Linked DNA regions of Mus musculus: region 2 is linked to region 1. Evidence: chromatin loops called from intact Hi-C (ENCODE). Cell type or tissue: heart. All regions are shown on one strand. Links, peaks and the distances in the headings refer to the core of each region. The heading gives the core; the rest is flanking DNA.

What was found. Peaks named below come from ENCODE experiments on the same cell type or tissue, not always from the same donor. Only the 100,000 strongest peaks of a DNase experiment are listed, where the experiment ranks them.
Region 2: it touches region 1 in a loop (6-fold over the local background); 10 of 42 quality-filtered maps call a loop at or near these places.

The regions. Positions count from the first base shown.
Region 1 is chr4:84,069,048-84,077,318 of GRCm38, reverse strand. It overlaps Gm33480 (a long non-coding RNA gene), which reads left to right. Exons shown (of 2, transcript XR_390688.2): 1 at 1-391; 2 at 4,586-4,924. Gm33410 (a long non-coding RNA gene) reads right to left here and starts at 4,850. Exons shown (of 3, transcript XR_390687.4): 1 at 4,607-4,850. In heart, for the core only: no CTCF peak of the experiment used is centred there; no DNase peak of the experiment used is centred there.
Region 2 is chr4:85,088,358-85,096,628 of GRCm38, reverse strand. Cntln (centlein, centrosomal protein) reads right to left here. Exons shown (of 26, transcript NM_175275.4): 19 at 3,801-3,992. Among named protein-coding and RNA genes, the nearest start is that of Sh3gl2, 110 kb to the left of the region's middle. In heart, for the core only: no CTCF peak of the experiment used is centred there; no DNase peak of the experiment used is centred there.

The DNA of each region.
Region 1 (8,271 bases), core at 1,981-6,980:
CAGTAAGATGGATCATCCTGGGTAACAAAATCCAAACTCCACTTTATGTTTGCAAGACTTCCTAAGATGTGACCCCAATGAAGCTCATGATATTATATGAATTTTCTTCCTTAAGCATTAGCATGCTTTTTATAACTTCATAATGGCTTTCCCTTCCTTTGTTACTTAGAGTCCCTGAAGCTGTCTCTAATTCCCTGGGTAAGAGCTGATGATACCACAAAGTGTTGGATTGAGGTTTGTGTCTGTTTTCAAGATGAATGTCTACATAATTGTTTTCATCGTGAGAGTATCTGCTCTATGACAACAGACCTTGGAAAGCTGTTCATGAGGGAATTGAGCATATCTGGCTTCTCTCCTTATAACTGAAGATATTGTCATCATTAAAATCCAGGTGGGTCCCCTTGTCCTCCAACTCTGTGATGTCTCCATATCTCTTTACTTTTTATCTGTTTGAATCTGCTTACAGAATTCATGCCCTATAGGAAATCTTCATTTACATAATTACTTTAGCATACAGGTAAACTGTAGTTCAGTGTCCTGACTTTCCCCTGGCAGTGTCTGGATGCAACCCATGTACCAGTTCAGGGAGGACTGGGCAAAGTCCAGATCAGGGAGGCTGCAGGCCTCTTATCCCTTTGGGGTGTTAGAACTTCTGGGACAAGCAGGATTCCGGTCCAATTGGGAGTGAGTGCTGAATGGCAGAAGGGCAGGGGAAGAGAGAAGGACTTCTTCAGGAGTCTTAGTGTTACATATCAGTTTAGGGGAAGGACTTCACCATGGTTATCTTTAATGAAGCAGCTCTCTAAGATGATCTTAGCTTGTTCATATTTCTCTAATGGGGATGGGCATGAATGTATACACTTTATTCAGGGTGAACAAGAGACTACGTAATTTGGGAGAAGGGTGTGAGACTATCCAGGAAGAGAAAGTTATTGGCTGAAGGTTAAGGCTATTTAGATGCCTCATTAGTATGAAAAGACATTCTAGGTGCTATGTTACATGATTGCCTGCCTGTGGTCACCACAGTTGAGTGTCACGGTTATGTGCTCCAGAGCAGGCATAAAGGCAGGGTGGGAACAGTTTTAATCCTCCTGTCTTAAATCTCTGAGATTCCCAGGATTTGAGCATGCTCCACCTCAACAGTCCTTATGCCTATCTGGTAGCATGATCCAGAAGTCCTACAGTAGACATCACTGGAGATTTGGAGAGAGGCCCATTTATACTCTGCTTGGATAGTTCTCATCTCATTTCTGAGCTCTCACCCTGGGAAGCCAGAAGTTTCTCCCAACTGCAGCTTCAAGCAGCCACTACTTGGAGTACACTCTTCAGGTTATTGCCTCAAGTTACCACTTGCCTTGCTTGTTCCACAGCTTTCTAACCATCCTCAAGAGGAATTCCTGTACAAATGGCTAAGAGAATAGAAGGGAGCTACATTACAGTTAGTTGTCTACACCATCTTTCTAATCATTTATTTCTTTGGGTACTTCATAGCCTTTAGGATACATAGTAAGAAATAGTTAAGAGCCACAACAAAAATAGGAAATAGGCTGAAACAAAATGACAACCTTTCTCCCTTTTCTATAAGTGAGAAGCATTGCTGGGGGGACTTTCTGAGCCAGAGTTGGAATTCAAGATTTCGAAGTCCTACAGGGCATGGATAGCATATACCAGTTTGATAGAGGGAGTGCTTCTAGTGTGGTAGGCATTCTTATAGGATGGGTATTGCTGCCTCAGAAGGGCAGAGGCAGGTCTAGAAGGAGAGAAGGGGCCATGCTGGTTCACGATGACTCTGGGTAACTGTCACGTAGCCTCAGCAAAGTAAGAAAGGAGATCAGGACTTGAAAGACAACAAGGACTGAGAATGGCCCTGATGCTGGTGCCCAGAAAGCTGAGAGAATCTGTACAATAAGGATTATTACATATTTTCTCTAATTCACTGACAAGGGTATTTGGACAGGTTATATTTAGGAAGAGTGAAGTTCTAGGCTGGAGTGAATTGCCTCTGCATCTGAGGACTGCTGCCTCAGGTGTGTGGAAGCTGACAGAAAGTACAGGCTGAGTGTACCAGAGAAGATACGTCAAGGCATGGAGGCAGCTCTCCTTTATTATATACCCACTTTTGAAAAGACTTTTTCACGTTATCTTCACTACACCCCTATGATACATGTGTCATCTGCACCATCTCATAAGTATGGAAACTGCAAACAGATTGGTGACTTGCAAGTTGGAGCTACAATTCTGACTGGTCTTTGAAGGGTGTGTGCTAAATAGAATAATACTACTTGATTTCTGTGATTAATGATGAAACATGGTCCTAAAAGGGTCTAAAGTAAGTCTACATTGTTGGGATAGTTATACTTGAACATGAATTTGATAGAAAGTACAAAACTGATCCGTGTCTCATCTACTGGTTGCAAGGTCTTAGAGAATGAAGAAAAAGTACCCATGAAAATAGCAACCCCATCATCACTACTATTTATGGGATTGCTATATGCCAGGGTCTATGCTGAAAGTTTATGTGAATTCTATTATTCTTTCCAATCACCCAAACGCTTCCATTCTATAGACAGGAAATGAGCTCAGAGAAATTAAATAAAATTTCCAAGTTCACACACTAATCAGGGTAGAAGTCAAATTCAAGTCTTCTTTAGTTCTAGATGTCCTTAAACTTTTGACCTGAAGGAAAGATCTGAGGATTTAAAGGAAAAGGTATGGTTAGGCAATTTCTCTTTCAGAAGATGCAAATGTATAGACATGAGACAATTTTAATTAATATTATAGATGGAATTATCTCTACATAAATTTCTCTCCCGAGTGTAATATTGTTTAGACTCATTTTGAACAAATATTTATTAGGCTCTACTGTGTACTAGGCAGTGGTAGACAAGACACTCTTGACTGTCTCCAAGCATCCCAGAAAGTCAGGTAGTTAGGACATCCCTATGAAAAATTCTAAGAACTGTGGGGACTCAAAGACATTAATCTAGTTTGTGGTGATGTCTGAGCAGGCTCATTGAGGAAGACATGTAGAAACTCTGTTCTTGATGCCAGAAGTCCTCCCTGTATCTTTACTTTGACATAGAAACTCCTTTCTGTAATAACTCTAGAGTACGGCAGAAAAAGAGATCTGATACCCACATGAAACAATGAGAGACATAGGTTTCTCATAGGTTGATGAGTTTGAGAGTTTAAGAGGCACTTCTTAGGACTAAATGTCAGAGTAGAGAGCGTACGGCATGAGCTATGGAGAAGAACAGATGAAGTTCTGAAGTGAGACCCGTCCTCCACAGCTTGACACTCTGAGGGCCTCCTTGGGTTGTTCACTTGCCATTGTATCTGACCTTATCTTCGGTCTATAAAGTGAGACAGGTAAACATTACATATACCTCATAGAATTTGGATGAGTACTCCATAGCCTATGAATTCAAATGGAGCAAAGCAAATGGCACGTTTGAAGACTTTTGCTAACAGAAGTATTAGGATTAATACAGGAGTACTATTGTTGCCATTGAGGAAGAGGAATGCTTGAAAGTGGCTGTAGTACTTCCCATGTGGGTGATGGAGAAAGGGTTTGTTAGGAGGTAGATTGGATTTGGGGGTGAAACCATCATGTTTACATAGCTCACGCTCAGGAGATGGACACGTGAGATCAACATCCTAAAGTCAGGCCAGCATGGAGCACAGAGAACTCATGTCTGAGACTATGAGACTAGATAAGAGAATCCAGAAAATATAAGACAGTGGGACAGAGAATAAGATGCTGTGTGTGGGCAGCTGCCTGATTTCTGGACCAAGACAAACAAACCAAGACAACTCTGCTCCTGCAATAGGATGTTGTGGCTCTCAGGTTGCCTTAGCCAGTCACTTGACACCTTAACAGCCTGGGCTAAAGGAAGGCTGCTATGTGGGCTAAATTGTACATGGTACTCTCATGAAAAGAGGAAAGTTCCTGTGATGATTCACTGAAAGTCCTTACACCAGTTATTTTCCATTCCTGCTGTGATATCCCTGTATACCTCAGGTTATGACATAAATATTGTATGAAGTATAGAGGGTTGATATAGTATTGATCTCAACACTAACTGGAAACTTATTTTTTGTAAAGAATTTGTTTTCTCCTTGTGAAATTATAAAACTTTAGACTAGACAAACAATGGAATTGTCACATTGAAATATGTTATGCAGTGCCTTCTAGGGTTACAAAATACTTAAATATTTGTAAAATTTCCTGTAAACTTGATCTTCCAAGTCTAAAATTGGGCAAAGATTGGGGATATAACCCTAAGCATATGAGATATTCAATACACATGTCATCTTCCCTTATATGATAGTGGTCAAAAGGTGGCCTATAGACATGGTGGAGTGAGTTGTCTGAGGTATTTCCAGGCTAGGTTAAACTCTATGAATAGGCTAGGAAAGAACAGAAATTCACATGAAAGCAAGACTCACAAAGAGATTTAGAATGAAGACTGGAAAAATATTCATGCTGGACAACAGTTCCGGGAGGCAAGGACGGGGAGGATGACCATGGCTCATTAATGGCGTGTAGACACTACTAACCGAGATCCCTTCTCTAACTGTGCAGAGTATAGGGAAGCTTTCTCACCTTAAGTTCTGGCAATGTCATCCGGAAGACTGACCACTCTCATGCTCCTGTGCTCCACAGTGTGTCTTCTTAGGAACAAGAAAACAGTAAAAGACAAGGCATGAAAAGGTCCAAGTGATGTGGACCGTGTACTTGCTGACCATCTCCACAGAGGTCCCGTGCTGTCTCTTCATCATCCCTGTGGCTTAGTAGTTGGAACAGCTTTCGGGAAACCAGGCTCTTGGTACCAAAGACCATTTCTAGCTCAAACCCATGTCCTGAGTTTGACAGCCTTCATTTTTATCCAATGGGGGTGGGTAACACACGAGGAAAAAAAAATTGGCCCTGTAAAGGGATCCTGAAAGAATGACATATTTGTCTATGAAGTATAAATACGAACAGCCATGGAGATATGGCCCTGTGGTGCGAGGCTTGCGCTCTGGCAACATTCATCTTTTGCCAGGAAACCCTAGATTTAGTACCTGAGGGACTGGAGTTTCAAATACCTTATACTTTTTTTTTAATACTCTGCCAAGAATTTAAATTGGTAAAAGCTGGGGACTGACAAAACTTGATCCCCAAGAGCTTTTCTGGCACTGCTTTATCAGAGACTACGGTGCCATTATTTTTATTATAATTATTATTTTTTTCTTTGGTGGGGTGAGAGCTCATTTATAACCCAGTGACTTCTACTCCCAGTTGTATTTTTTCTTAAAAAAAAAAAATCCCCAATGCTTAAATAAACAGAGGCTTTGCCTCTTGCAATGGTGTTAGAGGCTGTCATTGGATTTACATGCAAGAGGTTTTCAAGTCCTTTCATGTCTTTAGATCAAATCCGACAGACTTGAAAGGAGGGAACTAATTTTAGGATGCCTACTGCCACCAGCAGCGGCTTCTCATGCATCCGCACTCAGCCCTTCCACCCCTTTGGTCCCCTCCATGCCCTGACCGCAGGCATTGCTGCTCAGGAGTACCTTCTGCCTTAGTCAGCAACGGCGTTGGGTGTGCAGAAACAGACAGCAAGGAGGAAGAAATGCAGGTTTGTGCTCTGCCATCATTTCTTAGCCGTGGAACTTTAAACAAGTGACTGTCTTGAAGTCTAATCTACAAACTGACCATTGGATTTGCATCTGAGCATTGCTAGGAGAACGAAGTTAAAACAGATGAGGCAAAACTGCCTGATAGCATGAGTTCTCCGAGTGACCATCTGGTCTACACACAAGGACAAGGAGAAAGAAAGGAGGGGACACCCTGAAACAGCTCCGTGGGGGTGCCTCCCAAGGTTAGGGCCTTGACATAGATGTTTCTAGCCAAGGAAACAACAGCCACCACAGGGGCATATAAAACAAGAAGGTACTATTTACTGCACAGCATCTTTGCGGTCCTCAGTGCTCCCTGCAGCCATATTCCCCACTCTCTTCAGACCCTTGTTGGATTTTACCAGCAAGCAATTGCCAGGGTCAGCTCACCACTCCCTGCCTAGGGAGGCAGCAGCCACAGCAGCCAGTGTGTTCTCCGACAGACCTGGCATGTCCGAGCTGGCTGGAAATGACTGGAGTTTTATTATACAATTAGATCAAGTCTCTTAGGTGTAGTAGCCCTCCTTGTACTTAGAAGAATAGATTAGCCATTAGGACTTTGTATATTTTTCCCAGTAATTGACACCACATCCCATTTTCCTCGCCAAGGGGAAAAGAACCGCATAAAACAATCATGATTTGGGGGCCAGAAAGCAGGGGGGCTGGGGCGTTCACCTTGCAGCCATCTTTCTGGGTCCATCTGATCTACTTCTTTCACCCAGCTTTGAATCTCTCCAGAAGGCAGGCAGAACAAGCTTTGTTTTGTTTGTTGTTGTTTTTCCATTCCACGGCCCCTCAGGCTCAGACTCCCTAAGCACTTTGCTAAGAATAACCCAGGCATCATTTGCCACCAACAGACAGCAGCCAATTCTGGGCCAGAGCCTGGACATTCATAAAGACCCAGTGCAAACAGCTCCATTTTCCCCTCCCCATCCATTCCAACCTCCTCATCCCTCTCTTTCTTCCTTCCTCCCCTCCCTCCCTGCTTTCTTCCCTCCATATGTTTAGCTCCCAGGCTGTTCCAAGACAGGTCCATTAGTCACCGTTTCTGGAAGTATCACCTTTGCTGGTCAGGGAAAGGGGTGTGTTCGTATTGGAGACCCTTTGGTTTCCTGAGCTAAGAAACGGGGGAAAAATTGGACCCAAACCTCTGGTTTATTTGTGTCCACTTCTTTCCTCGTCTGCTGCAAGTTTAGATTTGCTGAGAACAGGAAGAAACCCATCACAGTGAGCAGTTCCAATAGGAAAGAGGGGAGTCACCTAGGTAGGCTTTGCCTGTACTTGGCATGGCCTGTGTTTACAAGGGGCCTCCATCTTGTGTTTCAGCCAAAAGCAGACACCTCAGGCCAGGCAGGCTGCATTCACACAAGCAAAGTAAACAGATGTTGTCAGATGTCTGGTCAAACGTTTGTTTCCTTTGGTCATGTCCTCACAGTCTAAGCTCAGATTTGAGCCGCAAGGCTGGGTGGCTATAGCAGACTGTTTTAATGTTCTGCCCATTGCTGCAAAATAACTGGGAGCTAAAGACCCTTCCCAACTGCAGCTGTCTCTGCGCCAAGGATTCATGGCCCTCGGCACTTCCCTAACCAGACCAGGGTGTGCAGGTTCCCAGTGCCGACACAGGCCAGAGCCATTCGCAGAGTAAGGTATGTGGCTGCTGCTACCACCCGTCTCTTTCTTCCTGGATGGACCATCAGACAACACAGGCAGCAGCGGCAGAATCAGTGGAGGTGAAACGCAGCACATTTTTCAGCTCGGGTCGATGGGTCCAAAGGGACGCCTTGCTGACACGTCCAGGCCGACTCCGTGGAGAGAAGCTGAAATGCCTATTTTCCAATGAGATCAATAAACCCACTCAGGCACTTTCCGCTCAGCACAGCTTTCCTGGGGTACCCTCTGGCCTTGTCTGTCTGTGTGGGTAGTCATAACAGGAGGTGACTTCATGTGTCTCCCAGGCCTCACGTGCACCCAGACTTTGTGCTCCTAGAGACAAAGGCAACACTTTTTATTGAGTCCCCAAAGCCCAAGGAGAAGCACGAGATAGCAAATGACTTTTCTTTGGCTGGTGATGACTTGTGAAAAGTCTGTTGTTCCCAGCAAGGCTTAAACTAAAAAGTCTACTGTTCGGAGTGAAGTGTGGGCCTCTCTCCACACGGCTCTCCCCCTCCCTCCCAGTACTCTGCCAGAACCAAACAGCCCCTACCTAGCCCTACCCTTTGACACTGAGAGCACAGAATAAAACTGGTTCCACTCAACCCCTGGGTTTGAAAACATGCAGGTGTAATTAATTTCCCACTTGATGTGCATATTTTTTTACTTAAAAAAATAATTTTTAATTCATTATTTTTAAAAACTTCCTATCACTGCATTCCCTCCTGCTGCCTGTCCATTATTAGCCAGAGGCCAGGTTCAGCCGGGCTTTCCCACGGGGCACCAGGCAAGTACCTGAGGGCCTTACCGCGTGGTGGCGTTCCCTCCCTCCTTCTCCCTATTGCCAGAGGAAACCCAGCTGGGCCCCTCGGTCTGCACAAGCCCCTAATTTAAGTTTAATAGCACGGCAATTTTACTGCTTTTGGCCAGGGTGTTTTGAGAAAGGTTAAAATATGT
Region 2 (8,271 bases), core at 2,081-7,080, 1.0 Mb before region 1:
ATATTATTTCATTTTTTATTTTACAAATAAGATAACATATTTATAATAAAACCATTATACAGCATGCCAGACCATAGAGGAGCATCAATAACAGTTCAGGAATCAAGTATTTTTATGGAAAAATAGAACTTCTCTTAGCAAAATGTAAATGTGCAATTAAGAATCTTAATGGCCCAGTTGATCACTTAAAATGAATGATAGATTCCTCACAAGCTGAATTGGATGAAATGTGACCACAGATAACTTGATGTTCCCCCTAAAAAAGTAGAACTCCCATTTGCCAATTCTTAGGATGTGGTCCCATCTGTGCTTTGCTTTCACCAAGAGAACATGGCTGAACTGACAGTGTGTGTGTTCAAATCTGGGCCCTCACAGCTCTGGGCCTCTCTGTCTTTGTGCTCTTGGTTGGTGCCCTGGGGTCACCTTTCTGGAAGACAGTTCCATGGCCATGTGCGGGTACTGAGGTGCTGCAGGTGACAGCCAGCTGAGCACGTGACAGACTCAGGTGTGAAGCCCGTGCTGCATCTTCCAGCCTGGCAAACAAATCTTAAGAATGAGGGAACCCAGGCGTGAACAGCAAAAGGACTAATGGACAATAAACTGCAGTGGGCCAATGATGTTTGAGGATAATCTGCTTGAGAATATTGGATGGCTGACAAGCTGATTAACACTAAATTCCTCTCTGTTTGAACTTACTAAGAGTAGCAATTGTTACTTAAGGATTTATACATAATTACTACATAATAATTAATATACTATTTCAAAGCAGATTAGCTTCAAGTTATTTCTTGTTCATCCAACCTAGGAATCAGGAAACCACAGTATCAAGTCAGCTAACTTCATCTTGACTCAAGTTATAGGTAAAGGTTTAATCCGAAACATCACTCAATCCTGTTGGTATTTGAGCTTTTCTGTTCATAGAACATTGTTAACATATTTGAACTACACCATCTGTCAAGTTCAGAAAGTGTTAAACACGTATGAACAGAAACTTTTGATTTCTGCCAATCCCTGCACACTTGGTGTTCCTGTTGAGAAATAAAACAAATGAACTTAGTCCTTTATTTAAAACCAAAAGCAAAAGGCAGCTTTATGCAAAGTCCAAAACGATTTTCAAATAACTATGTTCTGTAGATTTTAAGACAGTTGTCTGATTCCATTCTGCTGTGAGACTTAAAGCTATATTTTATATAGCTAAGTGCTGAATCCATGACTTGTGGGTAATGTAGGGACTAGTGAACTAAAAATGAAATGACGGCCATATCCCCATCATTTATCAGAAGGAACTTCCATTACTTTAGCTTTCATTGTCCACTTCTGATTTCACCTCCGTCGAGTTCCTTGAGGAAACATGTTTAATGGGGCAAAAGAATACAGAGAAAATACACATGAGCTCTACATATAACAAACACACCAGTTCCTGAAAACTGTATAAGAGATCAACAGAAAAGACCAGAATTAGATAAAAGAAGGACATAGACCTTTAATAGATTAACATCTAACAGTGTTCCTAAATCCCACTAGAAACGACTTACTTCCTAGTTAATCACCACTAGAGTCTCATATCTGTTGTGAGCTACCTTGTCCCCCTAAAGTCATCTGCCGAAGTCCTCACTTAGCCTCCAGGACTTCAGAGTGTGCTGTGCTTGGAGATGCTGCATTAGAAGGGTAACTTAGGTAAAATGAGGGCTCCGGGTGCTCTAATATAATGTGATGTGTATCTCTGTAAAATAAGACATGGGGATCTTTGGAGGAAGACAACACAAGGTAGAGGGCTGCTCTCCACATGAGAAGAAGCAAGGCCTCAGAAGAGGAAAGACCAAAAGTCACCATTTTCATTTCCCCCGCCATCCTGCAGACCTTGAGAAGCAGCATGTGTTTGGTTGGCGTTTGATTTGTTGTTATTTGTTTGTTTTGAGACAGGGTTTCACTATGTAGTCCTGGCTGTTCTGGGACTCACTCTGCAGATCAGGCTGGCTTCACACTCACAGAGATCCGCCTGCCTCTCCCTCCAAGTACTGGGATTAAAGTCATACAGTACCAGGTTCTGCTGACAAGAAATGTTTTAAGCCTGCAAGTCAGTGGTATCTTCTTCTCTCAGTCTCAGCAAACCAATTTGAAATATTGAGACATATTTTGAGGAACAGGGAGTATTATGTACTTAAATTCTCCCAGAAAGTTTCTATACTAAAACATGAAGTGGGATGAAAGCAAACATTATTCTTTTTGTCTCTCCACAGACAGCTCATTGTGCAAAGACTGCAGCAGCCGCATGGGCAACCAGGCTGCTCGAGGCCTTCTGGGGCCTCAGCTTGGTCTCACTTCCCCTCTGGGACTAGACAGACAATTATACACAAGTAAAGATCATCACGTAAATACCTTATCTCATGGAGCCTTGGAGAGATAGGCTTATTATGTTAGCACACAATTCGGTGTTTTAATTGTTGTTGGGACATTTGCAGAGAGCAAAATCAAGTAAGTCAAATATAACAACTTTACGCTACAACAATTAAGAAAATTAGAAGTCAGACGATACTGACTCTATCATTCTGTGTTCTCTTGATGAGAAGCTAAATTAGGAATATGAATACTTAAACTTTGTCACAGAACTGTAACTTGGCATCTCCACAGTATATAATTAAAGACAAGCACAATGGCCCCATCTCCAGGTGTGTGAAAACTAAACACTGAAAGATTTAATTTAAAACTGTATTTATATTTCCTAGTCAAAAACCCCATTTCAAACAGAATGCATATGTACAGTTTTTCTCTACATTTCTAGCATGTATGTTGTCCCTGTAAAAACTGTCTCGAGGTGCTATCCAAGAAGCCGCTCAATCAATACTACTTTCACAACTGATTATTACTAATGATGGCGTGAGCAATGGTCAGTCTTATGTTTTTCCCTTTTTTATCCCTCTTTAAACCCTGCTCAAAACTTCACACTCAGGGTTGGGCACAGCCATGCCATCTGACTGCCCTGGTTGTGGTCACTTACAATTATGAAGCACTCAGTGCCTTCACAGTTAGACCTCCCTTCCTGTGATGCCTATCACAGTGATGGCCCTGAATTCACTGCTGACAGCTTCCAGCCTGCAATCCTCACCCTTGGTGAGGATTAAAACAGTTAAATATGGGAAAAATAATGTTTGTATTAAGAATGCAGAAAAGTAAACTTTCTGTTTAAAGCACACGGATCTTCTAGCAGTTCTATTTAAAGTAAGGTGAGGCTCACTTTTAAGTTATTGACAAGTTATCTGGACTTAGACAGAAACTTTTATAAACAAAAAGGATTCTTAGTATCCTCACCCCCAGGTTTAACTTGCTGCGGACAATGAAAACAACCTGTCTCTGGATTTCTTTTCTCTCCGTGGCCATGCCTTGCTTCCTTGAGTCCTTCCTCCAGCCAACAGCTAAATTAACCTAGTAGGAAGTGTATAGAAGGAAAGTGTTCCTACTGTGTTGTTGATACAATATGTTTAAAAGGAGTTTCTTCATCTGTTGCAAGACACCGAGAACATTAGGAGTTGAATGTCAGAGAAGAAGACAGTGGCTACTTTCCTTTAGCTTCTAAGGTAGGATTTCAGGGTGTTTATTAATCTATAAAAAGAAAAAACTCAAATAGAAACCGTAGAAAGAGAAGAGAGCTGAGACTTGAAGGCTTATGCTGATGTGATATTCATGGTTTTTTGGAAGGTTTTATCATGGTGGCCTCTATTGAACTAAATCAGAATCCATTAGGTGTCTGTTAGGATGCAGTGACTTTAGCTGCGTTTGTACCTTCCATACTGCATACTCACCTTTAGTTTACACTGCAGTTGCTTCATTTCCAAATCCATGCTTCTTGAAGGACCCAGTGTGGTGACCTTTATCTGCGGAGCCATTATCCTAGAAACTTCCTCTGCCAAGCTCATGATGTCAGATGAAGACTCCACTTTCTTCAACAAATCTTCTTTTTCTTTTCGAAGTTCAGCTAAATCAAGAGTGAGCTTCTTTAAAAAAAAAAAGATATGAAAATATTCAGGGTTAATCTAATGATTGTCAGTATAGATTTCACAGGGTAGGAAATGTCAAAGAAATAATTAAATTAATTATAAAATAGTTATAAAAACATTACAAAAATTCTAAATTCTCCCAGGTTTTAATTAGTGTCAGAGTCTATCAGTTTAAAATAAACAAATAATTAAACAAAGACACCAAACTCAGCACTTTGACTTTGTTGGTCTTTTCTCATAATGACCATTGCTTTCACATCTACATGGGCCAGAGAGAGAGAGAGAGAGAGAGAGAGAGAGAGAGATTGAGATTTGATAACTCTGACTCCGGGGTGGCTGTACTTGGTAGGAGCCAAGCTGGAGCAGGACAGGATAACAGATGTTAGCTGTTTATTCCACTGGGTAGCTCTTACTAACCTATGTAGCAGCCAAAACACTTCTCATTTAGCAACAGAAATGCTAAGTCCAATTAGCAGATGAGGCTTGTTAGGGATTTAGCTAAAATAAATACCATGCAAACAAACTCACTCAGTTTCATCCACTTGAATGATAATTAATTGATCAGCCTTATTGTTATGTTGAGGTGAAATAGCACTGTCCTCTATCTGACATTTAAAAAATCAGGAATATTCTCGCTAAATAATCTATTGGGAATGCTTTTAAGAGTGAACAGAGCCCACCTTACTGTTAATCTTTCTTCTTTGTTAATCTCATCAGCAGAACATCAGCAAATCATACTAGCCTAACAACTCAGAGCACTTGAAGAGCATTGAACTCATGGTTTCCTTAAAGCTGGAACTCTTCCTGGCACAGTCCAAGCTTGATTCCTCTCTCCTAATTCTCTTATGTCCAATCTACACCAGTTCTGTACATAATGAAGTACTTCATATTTTCACTCCTGAATGCCACTTACTCAGTGCTAACATTAAATTCTATGGAGACTACAGGTAGAGCCCTTCTCCCTCATCTGAAGCCCTACTAAGGCATTTCTTGTTGATAGAACAAAATTCTGGTGCTTGTAGGAAATAGAAGATTTGGCTTCAGTTTGTGTTCCAGTAGAAGTCACCGGAAGTCAGTCTTGCCTTCTACACCCCATCAGAGGCTCAACGCATTGCCCTTCTCAGCTGAGAAAGTACTCCTCTACCTTGAACTTTTAAGGGAAAACTTGTACTTTTCTTAGCAAAGATTTTGTTGGTATTTCTCTTTCTTCTCCAAAGCAATGTTTCTATTCTCTTAGATCCCACAGTAAATGTGTTTTTCCCATCTTGAAATCTCATCTTAATATATATCAACGTAGAGAAGAATGGCTTTACTGCAGTGTTTTAATACATGCATAGAAACGTATCTTGATCATAATGACCTCTCTTACCCTCTCCTGACTCCATCACACCAATCCCCTTCTCTTTCCAAGCAGTGCCCCTTCTAATTTCAGGTCTTTCTAATTAATGTATTCTTCTGGTGACCCAGGTAGTTTAATTAGAGTTCCTTCTGTTGCCACAGTTGAGGGGTTGTTGATAAACACATGGGCAATTAATTAATGGCTACACGTGCACACATGCATAAACACACACACACACACACACACACACACACACACACAAATAATAACTGCCTATGGATCTTCAGAGAGGGACAGGATCTCATGAGCCCCTCCCCTTCTATGACAATGCTGACAGGTCCTGTCTTCTGCAGGTCTTCTCAAGGATGCAGTGACATGAAGACAGCTTTCCACAGCACTTCCTCTAGCTGTTACATGCTTTCCACTCCTTCTTCCACAATGTCTCCTGAGCCATGGAACAAGTAGTGTAGACCTCCTATCCATGCTGAGCATCTAACAGTCAGCCATTCTCAGCACGCTGATCAGTCATGAGTCCTCCATGTCTTCATCCACCATGAAGAGAAGGTCCTCTCCTAAAGGTCACAGCAGCACTGACCTCTGAGAGTGAGCGTCTCCCATGCCTGCATTGAGTCTCAATTCTATCCTGTTACTAAATCCCAGTAAATTCTAAATCCTTGCACAATGACTAAGCTCCTGTATACCTGTGTGTTCACCATAATACCTAAAAATTATATCAAGTGCTGGTTTACATGGCCCAGGGAGTGGCACTGTCAGGAGGTATGGCCTTGTTGACAGAAGTGTGTCACTGTGGGGGTGGGCTTTGAGACACACACCCCCCTGCCTGGAAGTCAGTCTTCTTCTGGCTGCCTTCAGATCAGGAAGTAGAAGTGGCAGTCTGCATACTACCATGCTTCTCACCATGATGATAATGAACTGAATCTCTGAAACTGTTGGTCAGCCCCAGTTAAGTGTTTGCCTTTATAAGAGTTGCCTTGGTCATGGTATCTCTTTATAGCCATGGAAACCTAACTAAGACATATATTTCAGAACAAAAAGAAACTTCTAGATTTCTTCAAAATTCCTTATGTATAATGCAAACCATACTATAAACACAACATGCCAAGTGAAACCTTTATTTTTTTTAATTAGGTATTTTCCTCATTTACATTTCTAATGCTATCCCAAAACTCCCCCATACCCTCCCCCCCACTCCCCTACCCAGAAGCATTTATTTCTTACATATTAGCTTATCATCATACAAATTAAAACACACTTACTGGTAATAATGTGATTTTATTGAGACCATTTGCCCCAGAGTATTTTTAATTCTAATGTTAATACTATGGATATAAATTAAACGTTTGAGATTACTTTCTGTGAAAAGATAACCCATTGCCACAATTATTTGTGGACTCATGCCCCATGGGAAGATGGGTCTGATGAGGCTTTCTTTACGTTTTTATAAGTATAGAATACCACACCTTTATTTCTTCCACATTATCACAATCTAACATCATAAATGAATCTTTAAAGAACATCCATTTATATATGGGCATGGGTGTGTGTATATATGTGTGTGTGTATCAAAATCAATTTAATAATAATAAAAAGGAAGAAGCAGTAAGGTCATGGAGAAGATAAACAGGAATGTCGCTGGTTCACTAGAAAAAATAAAATTTGAGGCTGGGGATGGTATATATATCAGTTGATAGAGTACTTGTCTCACAGGTATGAGCCTGAGTTTGGTTGCAACACTGCATCTGGGAGTGTCTTGGTGTTTCCATTGCTGTGAAGAGACACCATAACCAAGACAAGTCTTATGGAGGACATTTAATTGGGGCTGGCTTATACTTTCACAAGTTCAGTCCATTGTTATCATGGCTGTGTCCAGCCAGCCATGGCTCTGGAGGAGCCAGGAGTTCTACATCTTATTCCAAGGGAAACAGGAGAAGACTGTCTTTCACTTGACTAGGAGGAGGATCTTAAAGCCCAACCCTACAGTGACACAATGCCTCCAATAAGGCCATTCCTCCTAATAGTGTCACTCCGTGGACCAAGGATATTCAAACCTCCACAGGGAGTTAGCATGTTTTTACTCAGCAGTTTCATAAGTGTAAAGTCATCCTCAGCTACATAGTGAGGCCAACCTGGGATATCTGAGATCCTGTCTTACACACACACACACACACACACACACACACACACACACACACACACACTATGGATTAGGCAGTATTTAAAATCTATATTTTATAAGTCATTTCTAATATTTGTTATATGTAGAATTCCCTCAAGATTTGTGACAAATGACTCTGGCTGTCTTCCATTTGTCTCTCAGTTCAGAAATTTGATATATTTCAGTTATTCTATAGACAACTCAAGAAATGGACATAAAATGTTTTTTGCTTATGCTTGGTTTGACCTGTGAGAATGCCTTTTTAGGCAGCCATTTTATAAATACAGCATGCTGTATAATCTACCAATAAATTAATGTTACCCTTAAAATTGTTATTTTGTTATTAGTAACATGATTTTTTTTTGTTCTTGTTTTTCCATATCTAACTAAACATTTAAGGTGCCTATGCCCATCATACTTAGAAGTAGTACAATGCAGATGAGAGAGACATGAGTGCTTTTAGTGTTCTGTATCTACTGCTTGATCTTGCTTATAAAGATCAAGTCCTCTGCCTCTGAGCTGTCAGCACAGGAATCCTTCCACAGTCTTCTGAAACTCTATTGAATTTCAATGTTATCATCTGTTACAATATGTACTGAGCCTTGTATTAATATAACTATAGTAAAACAATTCTAACTAAAGGTTATAAGACAGAACCTAATACTATACTTTAAATCAGGTACTACTTGTAAATTTTTACTAAGTATACTGCTGAGTGAGATAGATATCACTCTGCTATATTAAGCAAATGAGGCTGTTGT